2 separate regions of the Homo sapiens genome follow, and region 1 is linked to region 2. A link is an interaction called in ENCODE POLR2A ChIA-PET data of the cell type or tissue named here. Cell type or tissue: A673. All regions are shown on one strand.

Region 1 (8,000 bases), 350 kb after region 2:
CACTACACCCAGCTAATTTTTGTATTTAGTAGAGACAGGGTTTTGCCATGAACTCCTGGCCTCAAGTGATCCACCCACCTTAGCCTTCCAAAGTGCTGGGATTACAGGCATGAGCCACGTGCCTGGCCAACATATAGCATTACTTCTGTAAGAAAATATATTTGTAGGTCCCAAACCATCTGTTTAAAAATGAACCTTTGTTGTGTGTGTATACACACATACACACACACATGTGTATCTTTCATAAGTCATTGCACACTATACACAATACTGTGCACCTTGCTTTTTTTTTTTTTTTTTTTTGAGATGGAGTCTTGCTCTGTCACCCAGGCTGGAGTATAGGTAGTAGCATGATCACGGCTCACTGCAGCCTTGACCTCCCAGGCTCAAGTGATCCTCCCACCTCAGCCTCCTGAGTAGCTGGGACTACAGGTATGTACCACCATGCCCAGCTAATATTTTTTATTTTCTGCAGAGACAAGGTCTTGCTATGTTACCCAGGCTGGTCTTGAACTCCTGGGCTCAAGTAATCCTCTTGCCTTGGCCTCCCAAAGTGCTGGGATTACAGGTGTGAGCCACTGCACCCAGCCTGAACCTTGCTTTTTATACTTAACATATCTTCAAGATCTTAGGTCTTCCATATTAGTATATAAAGATAGGTCTCATTCTTTTTAACAGATGCCTAACATTCCGCAGCATTTTTTTAAAGCTGGCAACTACCTATTCAAAATATAAACATTAAAACAATCTAAACAGAATAGAATGAACAGTTTAAACCTTGTTATCAAAGTCCATTATCAGCTTTTGGATAGACTAACCTTCACTCGGGGACAGAAAAGAAGCACAAAAGGCCAAGGAGAAGAGCAATTTGGATCTAGGGAATTCTGGAGCTGGTCTAGGACCATTCTGGTCCCACACACTTGGGGTTGTGCTATGCTGGGGGTTTGGACCAGCCCTATCAACTCCAATTTTAATAATTTCCAGGAGGCCAAACCAGTGGATTATATAGGCCCTTCAGAATGCCCATGGCCCACATCTTCAGCACTCAAACTTCTGAGGAGAAACAGGGACAATGTACTTGTCTCCAGAAAAGGAAAGGACAGCTCTGTTGGAAGCAAGCTATCTGGACCTCTAGGTTTTCAAAATAGAGCTGTTTCAAGTAAAACTACGCTAGACTTATTCATGAGAAGGATAAAAAACAAATGTTGCCATATTATTTCACCACTGTCTTGACTTATTCTATATTAATTTCATGGGACTGCTATCCAAATATTAGTCCACTAACAATATTATTACCTACTGGGTTACATTTACAAAGACTACTTTTGAAAGTGTCTTAAAAGAAGGAAAAAAATAATATGATCATGTCATACTTACGAAGTGCCAGACAGCAAAAATGGAGTGCGAACACCATCCACCACCACAACATTCCTTATATTGGGTTTGGCTAACGTCTTCTTCGTTTTGGTCTGGACAGCTTTAAGATAAAGTTTAAAAACAAAAACTACTAATTAAAATATATAAAGTCTGATGACTTTTACTTTTTTTTTTTTTTTTTAAGATGGAGTCTCGCTCTGTCACCCAGGCTGGAGTGCAATGGCGTGATCTCGGCTCACTGCAACCTCTGCCTCCCGGATTCAAGCAATTCTCCTGCCTCAACCTCCTGAGTAGCTGGGATTACAGGCACCTGCCATCATGCCCAGCTAATTTTTGTATTTTTGTAGAGATGGGGTTTCACCATGTTGGCCAGACTGGTCTCAAACTCCTGACCTCAGGTGATCTGCCCGCCTCAGCCTCCCAAACTGCTGGGATTACAGATGTGAGCTACCGTGCCTGGCCTACTTTTACATTTTTTAAGATAGTCATTCTAAGAATTATTACATCATTAATGCCAACTTGCATTTGCCATTTACTAAACCACTTTAATTTTTTTTTAAAAAAAGGCTAAGAAATTGACTAGCATTTGTAAGTTTCTAAATAATATTTAAGATAAACAAAGCTTATATCCAATGATGAGGGAATTTATGCCATTAACAAAATAGTTCATTTTTACTAAGTGTTTGACAACCTATTTCATTAGAAGTAACCAAATTTACACGCAAATCTACCCTTAATATTAGAAGTTGCAATGATTGATATTGTTCACTCTTCACATAGCTTGATGTTCTTACCTTTTCTACGTGGAAATAAGGGGCACTTGGTTGGTGACTTGCTATTCTGCAAAAATCTACATGCCTAAATACTTTTTAATCTCAAAAAAGCAAACTTCCTTTAGGTTTCTTAAATTAAAGAATAAAATATAAATGTGTGCCTATGGTTTTTTTTAAAAAGTAAATAATACTGAACTATGGAGAGTAAAAACTAAAGTTCCCTCTTTATGCCTTCGCCTACCACACTATTTTCTTCTAAGAGGTAAAGTCTGTTTATTTGGTGTATATACTTTCAAATCGTTTCTTTTAGTGCACTTACATGCATATACTTGTATATTATGTATATTTTATTGGCTTAACAATATAGCTCGAAGAACATTCCATGTTAGTATATCAAAATCTAGTTCATTATTTTCTTGTTTTTGTTAATGTTGGAATTTACCTACTCTATCATTATTCCTTATCAAAGATAGAAAAAAATCCTAAATTATTGGGAATACAATGTCAACAACGACCTTACCACACCTGTTAATGTCACAGAGAAGTATTTATAGTAAACATCTACAACCAACTTTAAAGAAATATTAGTGAGAGTTAATAGTCATGATAAAATAGGGCATAAAGATGACGCTGGCAGCATTCATGGAGAAGTGCTGCTGGTGAAGGAGATAAAGGCAACAAGGAGGTAAGCAAAGAGACTGTGGCAAACCCAAGCATGTGGCACAAAAGGCCAGGATAAAGGCAGTATCAACATGAGTAAAGAGGAAGTTTATAAAAGAAAACAAGGTATGTTGGCAACCAATCAGATATAGAAAGAAAGGAAAGAGGAAAACAGGATTATAAAGGAATCTTAGAGACTAAGAATACCTAGCTACCCGAAACAAAGTGAGAACTGGTTTTGGAAAAAAAAGGGGACTTAATTTTTTTTTTTTGAGATGATGCCTTGCTCTGTCGCCAAGGCTGGAGTGCTGTGGCACGATCTCGGCTAACTGCAACCTCCACTTCCCAGGTTCAAGCAATTCTCCTGCCTCAGCCTCCCAAGCAGTTGGGATTACAGGCACACGACACCACACCTGGCTAGTTTTTATATTTTTAGTAAAGATGGGGTTTTACCTTGTTTGCCAGGCTGGTCTTGAACTCCTGACCTCAAGTGATCCGCCAGCCTTGGCTTCCCAAAGTGTTGGGATTACCGGCATAAGGCACTGCGCCTGGCCTCATTTTTAAACTCGCTAACTTTGAGGTGACAGAGAGACAACCAGGTGGATATGTTAATTCCACAGTTAGCTAGAAGATGCAAAGCAAAACCTCTGAAGAGAAATGAGTGTAGATTAGAAAGTCATGAAATATTGAAGCTTAGAATACAGAAGGAAAGCAGAGATGTATTCTGCAATGCCTGTTCTCCCACAGCCCCCTCTATTTCTTTTATTTTTAAATTTCCTATTTCCTCTTTAACAATAAAAGATACTTTTTTTGTTTGTCTGGATGGGGGGGGGGTATTTGTTGTGTTGTTGTTGTTTTGGACATCCCACAGGCCCCTCTAAAGGGAGTTGCCCTGCTTACAGTCCCTGCCAAAGGGGAAGCCATAGACACATCCCTAAGTCAATATAAAAGCTGATTAGATTCAGAGTAGGTACTGGACTCACCAATGATCCATCCATATAGGAGCCAACCAGAAACCAGTGTCATCTACCTACAAGTGATCAACTGTGTTGGTCAGATTCTCTCTCTAGGCAAAGAAGCATGGAAAGAAATGCCAATTAGTTGAAGCTAAAAAGATGCCATGAGGAAGAACAGGTTGATGGTAAACTGATGTCATTCGTAAGCCAGAGTTTGTAAACCATAAGTGAGCAAATAAGCCAGCCAGAATGAAGAATGATAGAAGCAGAAAGACCAGGAAAGGGACATACCATGTGGTGTGTGAGACAAAGTAGCTGGCCCCTAGAGCTGCTTGCTTGGTTCCTAACACCTTTCCAGCTGTAGTACACACAAACCTTCTCATCCTTAACTTGAGGGTCCATTACTACACCAAAAAACCCTTAGCTTTGTGATGTCCCTACAATGAGAAGGCTGAGGGAATATGTGAGACAAACAGTAACTTGAGAGGTAGTAGGAGAATCAAGAGAGAACAGTACACAAGATCAAAGGCAGGAGAGTGTCAAGGAGAACAAGATGGTTAAATGCATCGGTCCTCAAGGAAAATCCTTATTTGAGCAGACAGAAAACAGGTCACTAAATTTGAAGATTTGCACACTATTCATGACTGACCTTGCAGGTGACAGGTCGAATGGTACACCATCATGTCATTCCACATTTTAAAAACTAACCAAGCCAGGCGTGCTGGCTCACGCTGTAATCTCACCGCTTTGGGAGGCTGAGGCAGGCAGATCATTTGAGGTCAGGAGTTCAAGACCAGCCTGGCCAACATGGTGAAACCCCGTCTCTACTAAAAATACAAAAATTAGCTGGGCACGGTGGTACGCTCCTATAATCCCAGCTACTGGGGAGGCTGAGGCAGGAGAATGGCTTGAACACAGGAGGTGGAGGTTGCCGTAAGCTGAGATCATGCCACTGCACTCCAGCCTGGGTGACAGAGCAAGACTCTGCCTCAAAAAAAAAAAAAAAAAACCAGAAAAAACTGACCATATATTCCTTTTATATACTTTCAGATAAAATTCAAATTCTTAACTCTTCTAACAAATAGCTTGTTTTACTCGGTTCCACCTTAAGTATTTTCCACTACTTCTCAAAATAGAACAAGATGAGCCAGCCCCCAGTCCTTTACAGCTTTGCTCAGGTCAGCCTCCTTGCCTTTACTTATGGACCTCCCATCTGCCTGGCCCCTTTTTTGCCCATCGAATTCTTACCTGTCTCTTGGGCCTCGTTCACATTCTACCTCCTAGTAAAGCCTTCCCTGATAACTACAGTTACTGATGATTCCTGCCTCTAAACCTCTGGGCAACCTCTAGGGCACACTGGCCATTCCAAATAATTTAGCATATTATAAAGTAATTAAACTAACTCTACAAGGCACATTTAAAAAATATTCATTATTATATGTAGGAGATCAGTCGGAGTGGTGGGAGAAACTATAGGGAAAGATGCAGGCCTTCTAAAAGGTCAGAAGGTTCTGCAGAGCCCTGGGGGAGAATAGCTGAAGGCAGCTGTTCTATAACCCTGAGGCAGAGGGCAAGGAGTAGGTACAAGGGAGTGTAGGGGAACGTATCTTAAACTAGCTTATTTATGTTGACCAGGAGCTGATCTTTGATCATCCATGCAAGACGTTCCTGGAAGGGGAGAAATAAACGTTAATTACCCACAGATTGTGTTTGCTCCAGGCTTTCATCACTGTGCCTACACTGAATAAAAGCAAGGAGCTCCAGCTTCTCAGGGCTGCTGCACTTTGGCCACTAGAGCCAGGCAGACCCCTAGCTGCTCTTACACTGCATACCTGTGTCTGAGTACTCATTTCATCTGTCAGTCAGCCAGGGTCTGTGGGACAGACCCGGCAGGTGGTGCCCCGTGTGAGACATGCTGCAATGGATCACGACAGAACCCTTGAAAATGAAAGTGAAGTGACCGTGCAGTAAGTAATTGGTGCCCACTCAGGATTTCCAAGTTCGAGGGGATTTTCAAGCTAGGGTTTCATCATGGGACATGATGTTCAAGCTAGGGTTTCATCATGGTGAGAGGGTTTCATCATGGTGAGAGGCAGGACTAGCTGGATTTCCTAGGCCGACTAAGAATTCCTAAGCCTAGCTGGGGAAGGTGACTGCACCCACCTTTAAACACGGGGCTTGTAACTCAGCTCACACTCGACCAATCAGGTGGTAAAGAAGGCTCACTAAAATATCAATTAGGTTAAAAGCAGGAGGTAAAGAAATACTCAAATCATCTATCATCTGAGAGCACAGGGGGAGCGACAATGATTGGGATATAAACCCCAGGCATTTGAGCAAGGAGGGGCAACCCCCTTTGGATCCCCTACCCTTGTATAGCAGCTCTGTTTTCACTTTATTAAATCTTGCAACTGCACACTCTTCTGGTCCATGTTTGTTCTGGCTCGAGCTGAGCTTTTGCTCACCTTCCACCACTGCTGTTCGCCACTGTCACAGACCCGCTGTTCGCCACTGTCGCAGACCCGCTGTTGACTTCCACCCCTCGGATCTGGCAGGGTGTCCGCTGCGTTTCTGATCCAGCGAGGCACCCAGTGCCATTCCTGTTTGGGCTAGAGGCTCGCCATTGTTTCTGTGCGGCCAAGTGCCCAGGTTCGTCCTAATCGAGCTCAACGCTAGTCGCTGGGTTCCACGATTCTCTTCCATGACCCATGGCTTCTAATAGAGCTATAACACTCACTGCATGGCCCAAGGTTCCATTCCTTGGAATCCATGAGGCCAAGAGCCTCAGGTCAGAGAAAAAAAGGCTTGCCGCCATCTTGGGAGCCGCCTGCCCCATCTTGGGAGCTCTAAGAACAAAGGCCCACCCGTAACAATGGGACTTGAGTTATCAGCTCAACAGCAACAGTACATAAAAGTATTGAAACAGCTGCTTGAAGCTAGCACAGCCTCCGTTTCGGAGGCTCAGTTAAGGGACCTAATGCAAACTGTTGTTTTCCATAACCCACGGTTCCCAGAAGAAGGCACACTAGACCTAGAGTTCTGGGAACAAGTTGGAAGAAATCTTTTTTTTTTTGAGACAGAGTCTTGCTCTGTCCCCAGGCTAGAGTACAGTGGCACGATCTCGGCTCACTGCAAGCTCTGCCTCCAGGGTTCACACCATGCTTCTGCCTCAGCCTCCCAAGTAGCTGGGATTACAGGCGCCCGCCACCACGCCCGGCTAATTTTTTGTATTTTTAGTAGAGACAGGGTTTCACTGTGTTTGCCAGGATGGTCTCCATCTCTTGACCTCGTGATCCGCCTGCCTCAGCCTCCCAAAGTGCTGGGATTACAGGTGTGAGCCATCACGCCCAGCCACAAGTGGGAAGAAATCTTAAATGACATCATGCACAAGGGCAACAGGTCCCAGTAACATCTTTAACGTTGTGGGCCTTAGTTAGGGCTGCTTTGGCCCTGCTCTACACAGAAGAGCCTAAAAAGAGAAGCGAAGAGGAACCATCACCTACCTTACCACCTCCTCCTCCCTCAGCCCCGCCGTTACTGGGTAAAGGTGCCACAGAGGAGACAGAGGTTTTTCCTGAGCCCCCTCCCCCAATAAACTGGGAAGAAGACAATGGATATACTACAGTTATGGGACCCTGTCTTAGGCAAGCAGCATTAGAAGGGGAGCTCTTGGCCGGGTGTGGTGGCTCATGCCTGTAATCCCAGCACTTTGGGAGGCCGAGGTGGGCAGATCACGAGGTCAGGAGATCGAGACCATCCTGGCTAACACGGTGACACCCCATCTCTACTAAAAGTACAAAAAATTAGCCAGGTGTGTTGGCGGGCACCTGTAGTCCCAGCTACTCAAGAGGCTGAGGCAGGAGAATGGCATGAACCTGGGAGGCAGAGCTTGCAGTGAGCCGAGACTGTGCCACTGCACTCCAGCCTGGGCGACAGCACGAGACTCTGTCTCAAAAAAAAAGAAAAAAAAAAAAAAAGAAGGGGAGCTCTTAGCCTTCCCAGTGACGCAAGATCAACAAGGCAATCAGGTACATGAACCCATTACTTTCAACACTTATAAATAAATAAGAAAAAGCATTAGAGAAAACAGAGCCACTAGCACATTTACGAGAGGACTGATTGAGGCCACAGCAGAAAACTACCATATGACCCCTTTCTAATAATGGCCAATTATGTATTCAATAGTCACCTAAGGACTCTCATTCTGCTTCATGTGCACACTGGCTCCTAAGCA
Region 2 (8,000 bases):
AATCATGCCCACCCACGCTCACGTGCACACACACACACACACACACACACACATTCCATGCTCTTGCTGTGGGTAAGTTCTTGACAAACCACTTCCCTGGTCTCGGATTCCTCACCTGTAAAATGGGTAGAGCAGTGGGGGAGGCTGGGAGTGACCATGTGTGCTCTAAGACTCCTGACCCCTCACAGGCAGTGCTTGCCTGAGCTGTCCCTGCTCCCCTCACCTTCCAATCCTTTAGAGGCAATCGTTTGAGCCTTTGTCCCTGTTATGAAGAGGCCCTGCCCTTCCCCCAAGACTTCTGTTTGCTCTTCTGCATATCTCTTCATCTTCTCGGGAAGATAAAAGTCAAAGTCACCATGCAGGTGACACGTGTGTGTGCCTGTGTGGATACACACGTGTGCACATGTCTAATTTATGTACATGTGTGTGGTAGGAGGAGGAAGGAGGATGGGAAGGAGCTGGTGGCCGGGGTGGTTGATGGCTGAGATGGAATAGCTTTTCTCATACACATCTGGGACGCCCTGTGGAGTGTCTGTCTTGGGTGTTGGGGTAGCCTGGGCTTAGGTCCAGCTCCTGACAGCAGGGCCCCTTCAGCTCCCAGCACCCAGCTTCTCGGGCTCCTGTGGTAGGCCTGGGAATTGTCTGATTCCCAAGTCCCCAAGCCAGGCCCCACCTTTAGTGCCCAGACGCCCCAGCGGGACAAATCTTCCACTGAGAAAGGACAGAGAGAACAAAGGGCCCAGCCTGGCCTCCCAGGCTCCCATCCCAAGGCTCCACCTCGCAGGGCCCAAGGTCACCAAGCCTTTCATTACATTGGGGAGATGCATGCTGGCTCTGTGAGCACCCTAGGAGTTGGCGACCTCCACTCTTCGCTCACCCAGGGCTGCAGGCACGGCCACCATGCTGCATTCGGCTGACCTCAGGCCAGCTGGCTGCCCCATGTGGCCCCCAGGAAGTCCTGAGATCTGGGCTGTGCCCAGCACGGTGTGGGATGTCACACATGCATCATCTCACTTACTCCTCAAGGTAACTGTTTGAGGAGGGAGTTGTTCGCTTCATTTACAGCTGGGCCGCAGAGGCCCACAGGGGTTAAGCAGCCCAGCCACCACAGTCACATGGCTGATGGAAATCGGCAGCCTTGCTCTCCAGTGCTCACCCCCCACCGCCCCCCAGCGCTGGTGGGAGGGTCCCGACGCCTGATGCCAGTCGGAGCTGGGAGGGTAACTTGGCAGCTGGCTCACACCCTGCATTTTCAAGCATCATTAGATCTTTTTCTGACAACTTCATCAGTTAGCAGGGCTCAGAATTGGCAAAAATCCTTATTTAGACATTCAGCCAAAGAATTAAGAAGTGGTTTGTTTCAGAAAAAGCTCAGTGATGTAGGAGGCAGTCTCTGTTCTGGGTCGAGCAGGCAGCAGTGGAGGGACGGGCTCTGGCCCCCTGCCTCGGCCTTGCCGCTGCCACCTGGCGGTCTTGGGCTTGGCACCACCCTTCTCAGGGCCTCAGTGTCTTCATCTTCCAAATGGGTGTGATAGCACCTCCCACAGGTGAGGAAGGTAGCGAGGAAAGCCTGGGAAGTTGGGGAAGAAGAGCTCAGGGCTCTAGTTTTAGCTTTCCCATCTGCTGGCTGTGTAGCCTGGGGCCAGTTCCTTCCTCTTCCTGGGCCTCAACTTTCTACCTGGACCAAAGGGCGGGGCATGGATGACCTGAGGCTCTAATCTCACGCCAGGGGTGAAGGGAGCCTGTAGGGATGGCAGCCGCTCTCCCAGGGCATCCTGGGAGGTAGGGGAGATTCTGTACCCTGCAGCCTATGTGGTACCTCTTGCAGGGGACAACGGATGGGTAACACTTCCCACTGCTCACCTGGCTGCAGTTTGTTCGACTCCTGTTTCATGCTGTCTGGGGGCAGGGGATGGAGAGGCATTCTGCTTTCATTTGTCCAGGATTTGACTGTTCCCCTGACTCCTTACCTGCCACATCTTACTGGGAAGTAGCATTCAGACTGTTACTGTCTCCAGTTCATGGAGGAGAAAATTAGGCACTGGGTACCTGAGTGACCTCCCTCAGTCACCCAGCTAGTCTGGTATGCGGCCAGGGCTGGAACTCAAACCAGCACTGGCAACTGCAGGGCCAACTCTCCTTGCTTCTCATCACGTTTCTCACTTCCTGGGAAGATTTTCTCATCCAGTCAAACCCACTCAGGCCTCTAATTGGTTCTGTCAATGATTCGTGACTTCTCTCAAAGCTCCCAAGAGCAGGGCGCATTATCCTTGACGTGCAGCATTGGAGAGGCAGTTTAGCAAATGGAAGGAGTTCAGGCTTCCGGGCAAGTTGCTCCACTTCCCGGAGCCTCAGCTTCCTTACCTTGAACTTGGGCATGGCGAGCCCCCTTTGCAGGGTCATGTAAGGATTCTGTGGCTCAGCCCTTCTCTGAGGACACTCTGCACACACAGCATCTCATGTGCTTCTCCCTGTGAGGGGTGCATGTGAGTCAAGACGGGAATAATCAGCCCCACTTGGCAGATGAGTAAATGGAGGCTCGGGAGATGGAGGGGTTGCCTGAGGTGGCAGGACCAGCCAGTGACCAGCCGGAACTGGGCGCCCTGTGGTGCACCGACTCTGCCAGACTCTGCCTCCTGGGAAAACTGTTCATGTGTCTGAGGTGAGAAGTGAGTCCAGGCTCCTTTCCAGAGGAGGAGCCTCCTCCCTCTAGTGCAAATGACACGCTAATGGGATCATTTAAAAAGTATTGCTCGTGCCTGAATTCCCCAGTGACACCAAGGGACAGGCAGATGAGGGCCTGGGGAAGGGGCCGGTGGGCCTGGGGACATGCTCATCCAGTCCCTCGGCCACAGTCCGGCACTCCCAGAGTACAAGATAAACAAACTCCATTTCAGCTTTTCAAGAGTCCTGGTCCCAAGGGCCCCTCTCTGCCTGCTGGCTTGAGGCTTTATTCCACTCATGTCTTTTCTGATAACTTCATTTGTGCCCCAGAGACCTCAGACTTGTTTAAAAATAGAAAAATAAACAATATCGTTCCTGAAGTACCCCCTCCCCTCTTCGGGCCTCCTAATGAGGTGCTGGCCAAGCTGGCCGGGGCTCTGTTCCCAGGGTTTTTGACCCTCTGCAGGCCCTGGGCCTGCTGCTGCCTCCACAGGGAGGAGACGCCCTGCAGCTTTGGAGGGCTTCCCAGCAGCCCGAATGGCTAGTGTCAGAGGAGGCATTCAGCCACCTGCCTGCCGGTGTCAGCGGCCTCTGCTCTTCACAGCTGGGACAGCTGAGATGCGGGGACACATTCACCCAGGTGCAGAGAGGCAGGACAGGCCCCGCACAGGCCCGACTACAGAGAGACCTGTTGAGGACATTCCTTCTCCTCTTAGCTCTGGCCCCAGCCCCTCACAAGAGCCCAGGCCCCTTCTGTGTGCCAGGCACCGGATACAACTCCAGGATGCAAACCCTAAAGTCTCCTGGGCTCTTCAGGCTTGTCACCAAAAGCCCTGGAGTTGAACTGCAGTTTGTGTATAACCTCAGCTTTCCCCATCTGAAAAATGAATCCAATGATAGCAGCCCTGCCTACTTCAGAGGGTTTTTACGAAGACTGGATGACAGAATGGAGGTGAAATGCTAAAATACTCCAGGAAAGGGAGGGGGATTGCAGGCAGCATTCCCAGAAGCTGCCTGTGGAGGGAGGGCATGGCTGTGCCCTCTGAGTGGCAGGACCACCTGGGGAGTCTTTATGTGTAAGCTCCAGCCTCACACCAGGGGCTTAGAGGGAAGGTGGCTAAGAAACTGGGGTGCTCCACCTGCAGAAAGACTTGGGAAGACATACGTTCTTTACATCCTTGCTGGTGGGTGGAGGAGGAATTAGATTTGGCCCCAAGGGTACTGCTAAGGTGGATGGGAAAAGTGACCTTGGGGCCCCTTCTGTTGGTCCTAGGGAGGAAATTTCCTAACAGAGAGAGGAGGCTCAGTCGAGAGAAAGCAAGCTCCAGGTGCTGGAGGCCTCCAGGCATAAGCTGGGGGATCAGGCTCCGGTGGGAAAAACCCACTCTCCTAGAAAGCTGAAGCTGAGATGAGGAGGAGAGATGATGAATGCCCTTGCATCTGCTGAAAGTCCCCTAGGCCTTGGGGAAAGGATCCTCCTTCTCTCTCTTTCTGCCCAAGGCCAAATGCCAGAGGGAAGTGCTCCCAGCAGACCCACCCAGCATCTAGGGGAATGGAGGCAAAGGCCAGTGACCAAGACGTCACTTCTCAGGTGGCAGAAAACCCAGAGATGGGAGATAAGTTATCTCTGGAGATGATTGGAGCACCTACTGCCCTGGCCCCTGTTGATGCAGAACCTCCCCCTTGTCCCATACTCTGTAAACTGCCCCAGGGCTTAAGCCACCCCACCTTCAGGAAAGTCGTCACGGGGAGCAGCTGGCAGGGCTCTTGTGGATTGAGGACAGCTTCCTTCTGTGCATATGCAGTGCCTCGCTTGGCCAGCTGCTCCTGCTCTCTGTCTCTGGGCAAATGGCCTCCTGGAAGAGGAAGAATCACCGAGAAAAGGGAAGGCTCCCAGCAGGGCCAGGCAGTTGGCAGTGGTCCCACTTCTTGAGTCCCTTCCTCCTTAGAGAGGCCTCCGAGCCACCAGGGACCCTGGGAGGGGAGGGAGGCCAGGGAACCACTGTGCTTTTTCAGGCTTTCACGCCCAGAAAGTAGAAGCAGCACTGGGGCCAACAAGGCTCTTAGAACCCTGTAGAATAATCCACAAAAATGTCCACTGCATCCTAGTTACCCATCTTTGGCTCCATATTTTGGAAAGAATATGGAAAGGTACAGACATAGATGCTCTAAGACTCAAAGATGGTGCGATGAGCTGGGGCCATCTTCCACTGAACTTCCGTTCTTATTGAGCTCTGAGCTGAATAGGATTCCTGTCTCCTGCCAGGCCTTACAGGAGAAGAGTGCACATCAGCCCCTCACTGGGTCTGGGAGCCAGGAGTTCAGCTCTGCCTGGGTTCAGCCCTTGCCCTGCAGAGAGTGAAGCAGAAGAGAGAAGCAAAAGCTCCTGCCTCCAACCCCCTGGGAAGGAAAGTTGTTTTGCTTGCTTAGCAAATTGTCTCTGGAGTGCACTTTCTTTTTTAATTTGCTTTTTATTTATTGTTAACGTAGTATGACACCAATAAAATAAAATTTTAAGAAATCAATTCCTTAGCATCCAACGACCCTAACATAAATTTTCATTTTCTATTTTCTTTTGCCGTCTTTTCCCCTAGGCAAGCTTTATTTTATAATATCGTAGACATACATAGATACAATTTTATTCTGTGCTCTTTTCCATTAGGCATAAATGCTTTTTCTTGTTGCTACATAGTCTGTGTAATTATCATTTTGATGGCGCATAATTGCATTGAGTTCTGATTTACTAAACCATCTCCTCATGGCTGGACATTAACATTCTTTCCAGGGGTTTATTTATTTATTTGTTACTATAAATAATTTTGTAATAAACACCCTCATCTATTATTTTTCTCATTTTTTGAATTTTTTTTAGTTTAGACATCCAGGTTCTCCTTGGAGGTTTTAGATGGATAGAACTGTCCACTCCAAGAATTTGAACTACGCAATCATTAAAATGATAATTATACTGAGTATGTAGCAACATGGAAAAACCTTTATGCCTCATAGGGGAAACTGCACAAAATAAGAAACCTGGGCTTTGGAATATCCTTAACCCAAATCAGTGATAAAAGATGGAGCCCTGTGACACATCACTAGAGACCTCCCTCTAAGTTGACATGACTCCATAAAGGTCTCTTCGCATGTGGTTTTTCAATAGGCAGCTCTACCCTGTGTTATCATACAATCCATTCTCTCCATCCTCCCACGGACAGTATTATGTGAGAACTTCCCAGATGGACTGTGCTGACAGGCGCCACAGCAGTGCTGGCCCTGCAGCCCGAAGGCTAGGTTGCATCTCCTGCTGAGTGTGCAGTGGATCCTAGCCCCAAGTCTCCTCCACCTGCACTGCTGCCCAGAGGGTGCCATCCTGGAGGGAGAGATGCAGAAGTTCTCATCACTCCTGTGACAGGTCATCAGTTCATCTGGCCACCCCAGCAAATGCAGGGATTCACGGGGCATTTTCCACTTCTCCCCTTGCTCTTGCAGGAGCAAGCTTGTTCCTGGACTCTCAGCCTGGGCTTGTTTGCTAGCCCGGGAGTATGACACCCATGTGTATTTTTTCCATTGCAATGCAGCGTTTTCCTGGAAAACATTCCAGGGAAGGAGCTCAGGTTTGAGGGTCACACAGACCTGGGATCAAATTCCTGCCTTTCCTCTTATTTGGTTAAGTAATTTAACCTCCTCACCCCTCAGTTTTCTTAATCTATACAATGGACTTACTGCTATTGACTGCTTGGTTTCTTGTAAGGGATTAATGGACAAATAGATGTGAATTTGGCTGACACAGCACCTGATATACAGTAAATATTTAACAAGCACCAGTTTCCTGCCTTCCTTTCTGCCCTTCTTGGACCCGAGGGAAGGTATAGATAAGGTGTGGTGCCCAGAGGTCTGGGTACTTAATAAATGCCAAGGTAAATCATGGCTGGCTGGCAGAGCCCTTAGCAGGCAAGGGCAGCCTGATACTATTGGGGCAAAGTCCCCAGGATACAGGAGAGAGAAGAACAGAAAGCTGGGGGTTTCAAAAATCCAATAGTCCAAAATGTCAAGGACTGAAACATTAAAAGGCCTTTGAGTTGCTTAGGTTTAGACTCCGTTGTTTAAAGAGTCACTGAGCGTGGGGCAGTGGGTGGGCAGGGGGAGAGGCGGCTATTGGTGAGAGGAGGCTGCAGTGCGAGTCCATTTCTGTTTATATCAGTGGATTCAAAGTGAGGGACAAAATAGATCAATTGTTGCTTAGATGTGTTTGATAAAAGAGGAACTGTTATCTTGATGCAAAGATCTACAGCCTGCAGAGTTCACAGGGAACATGGTTCCCAGCGTGCCCTGTGCTGGGTGTCCCCAAACAGCTGCAAAGCAGCCCTGACACCATCTGAGAACCTCTGGCGGCTTACAAACAGGAAGGCTGCTTGTAAACAGTAGGCCGGAACCAGGAGGGTCGTGGAGGCACAGCGGGGCCCTGCCACTCCAAGCGGAACCCAGCCTGCTCCCACGAGAAGCAGAGGAGCGAATGTTCTAGGCAGTTTTCTAAGCTTCCGCTGCCTGGTCTGCCCTTGAGTGGGTGACTTCATCCTGTTAGTTACAGTCTCTTGCTTTGAACTAACTGCCTGTAAAGTACAGGTACAGATTGTGTTTTAAAGGGTTTTCATATTGGTTGTTCGGAACTTTGTTTGTGTTTTCCGTGGGAAAACGTATAAACTGTGTTTAAGTTCCCAGCCTGAGCCACAAGCATTGAAGCTACTCATAGTACAACAGCATTAAAATTGAGAAAATAACCTTGCGCCCAGACCTGGAGCCCTGTTGCGCCTGGGACCTTCCCGCCCTGAAAAATGGAGTTGAAATGGCTGTGAAATCCCTTCCCTCCTCCTCTCTGGCCCAAGAGCGTATGCGGTCCTCCCCTATCTTTCTGTTCTTTTGTCTGGGGTGGGAGTGAGGTTCACAAGAAGAGGGGCTCCTACATCTTCCTTCTGTTCCCTCTGCCTCCGTCTCCTGCATGTCTGCTTCGCTTCACATTCACCCAGACAAAACTCTCGGCCTCTTCACTGACATCTGCAAAAATTCCACTCATGTCAAGCACTGTGTGAATTTCGGTCAGCACCACTGAAGGCTGGGGAGAGGGAGGTGGGGAGAGGAGGGAGGTGGTCTCTGTAAGGGCCCTGGCTTGTAGCATTTGCATCCGCTGCTGCCTCTCCCCTTCCTCTTCCCCCTGCCCTCCTCAGCCTCTATCCTGGAGTGCCTGTAAGGGCCCCATTCTCTCTGTACTGGGCACCAGCTCCTGCCTCCACCCAGGCCTGTTCAGACCAGAGGGGCGTCCCCACTCACAGGACTCACCTTCC

What was found. ChIA-PET counts read pairs that join two places held together with the same protein. Peaks named below come from ENCODE experiments on the same cell type or tissue, not always from the same donor. Only the 100,000 strongest peaks of a DNase experiment are listed, where the experiment ranks them.
Region 1: POLR2A ChIA-PET joins it to region 2 with 8 read pairs; 2 of 35 experiments call an interaction of 5 or more read pairs at or near these places.

The regions. Positions count from the first base shown.
Region 1 is chr2:26,256,857-26,264,856 of GRCh38, reverse strand. It overlaps HADHB (hydroxyacyl-CoA dehydrogenase trifunctional multienzyme complex subunit beta), which reads right to left. Exons shown (of 16, transcript NM_000183.3): 4 at 1,378-1,477. Among named protein-coding and RNA genes, the nearest start is that of HADHB, 16 kb to the right of the region's middle. In A673, no CTCF peak of the experiment used is centred here; no DNase peak of the experiment used is centred here.
Region 2 is chr2:26,609,174-26,617,173 of GRCh38, reverse strand. The region is part of intron 3 of CIB4 (calcium and integrin binding family member 4); the gene reads left to right. Among named protein-coding and RNA genes, the nearest start is that of CIB4, 28 kb to the left of the region's middle. In A673, no CTCF peak of the experiment used is centred here; a DNase peak (open chromatin) is centred at 4,563.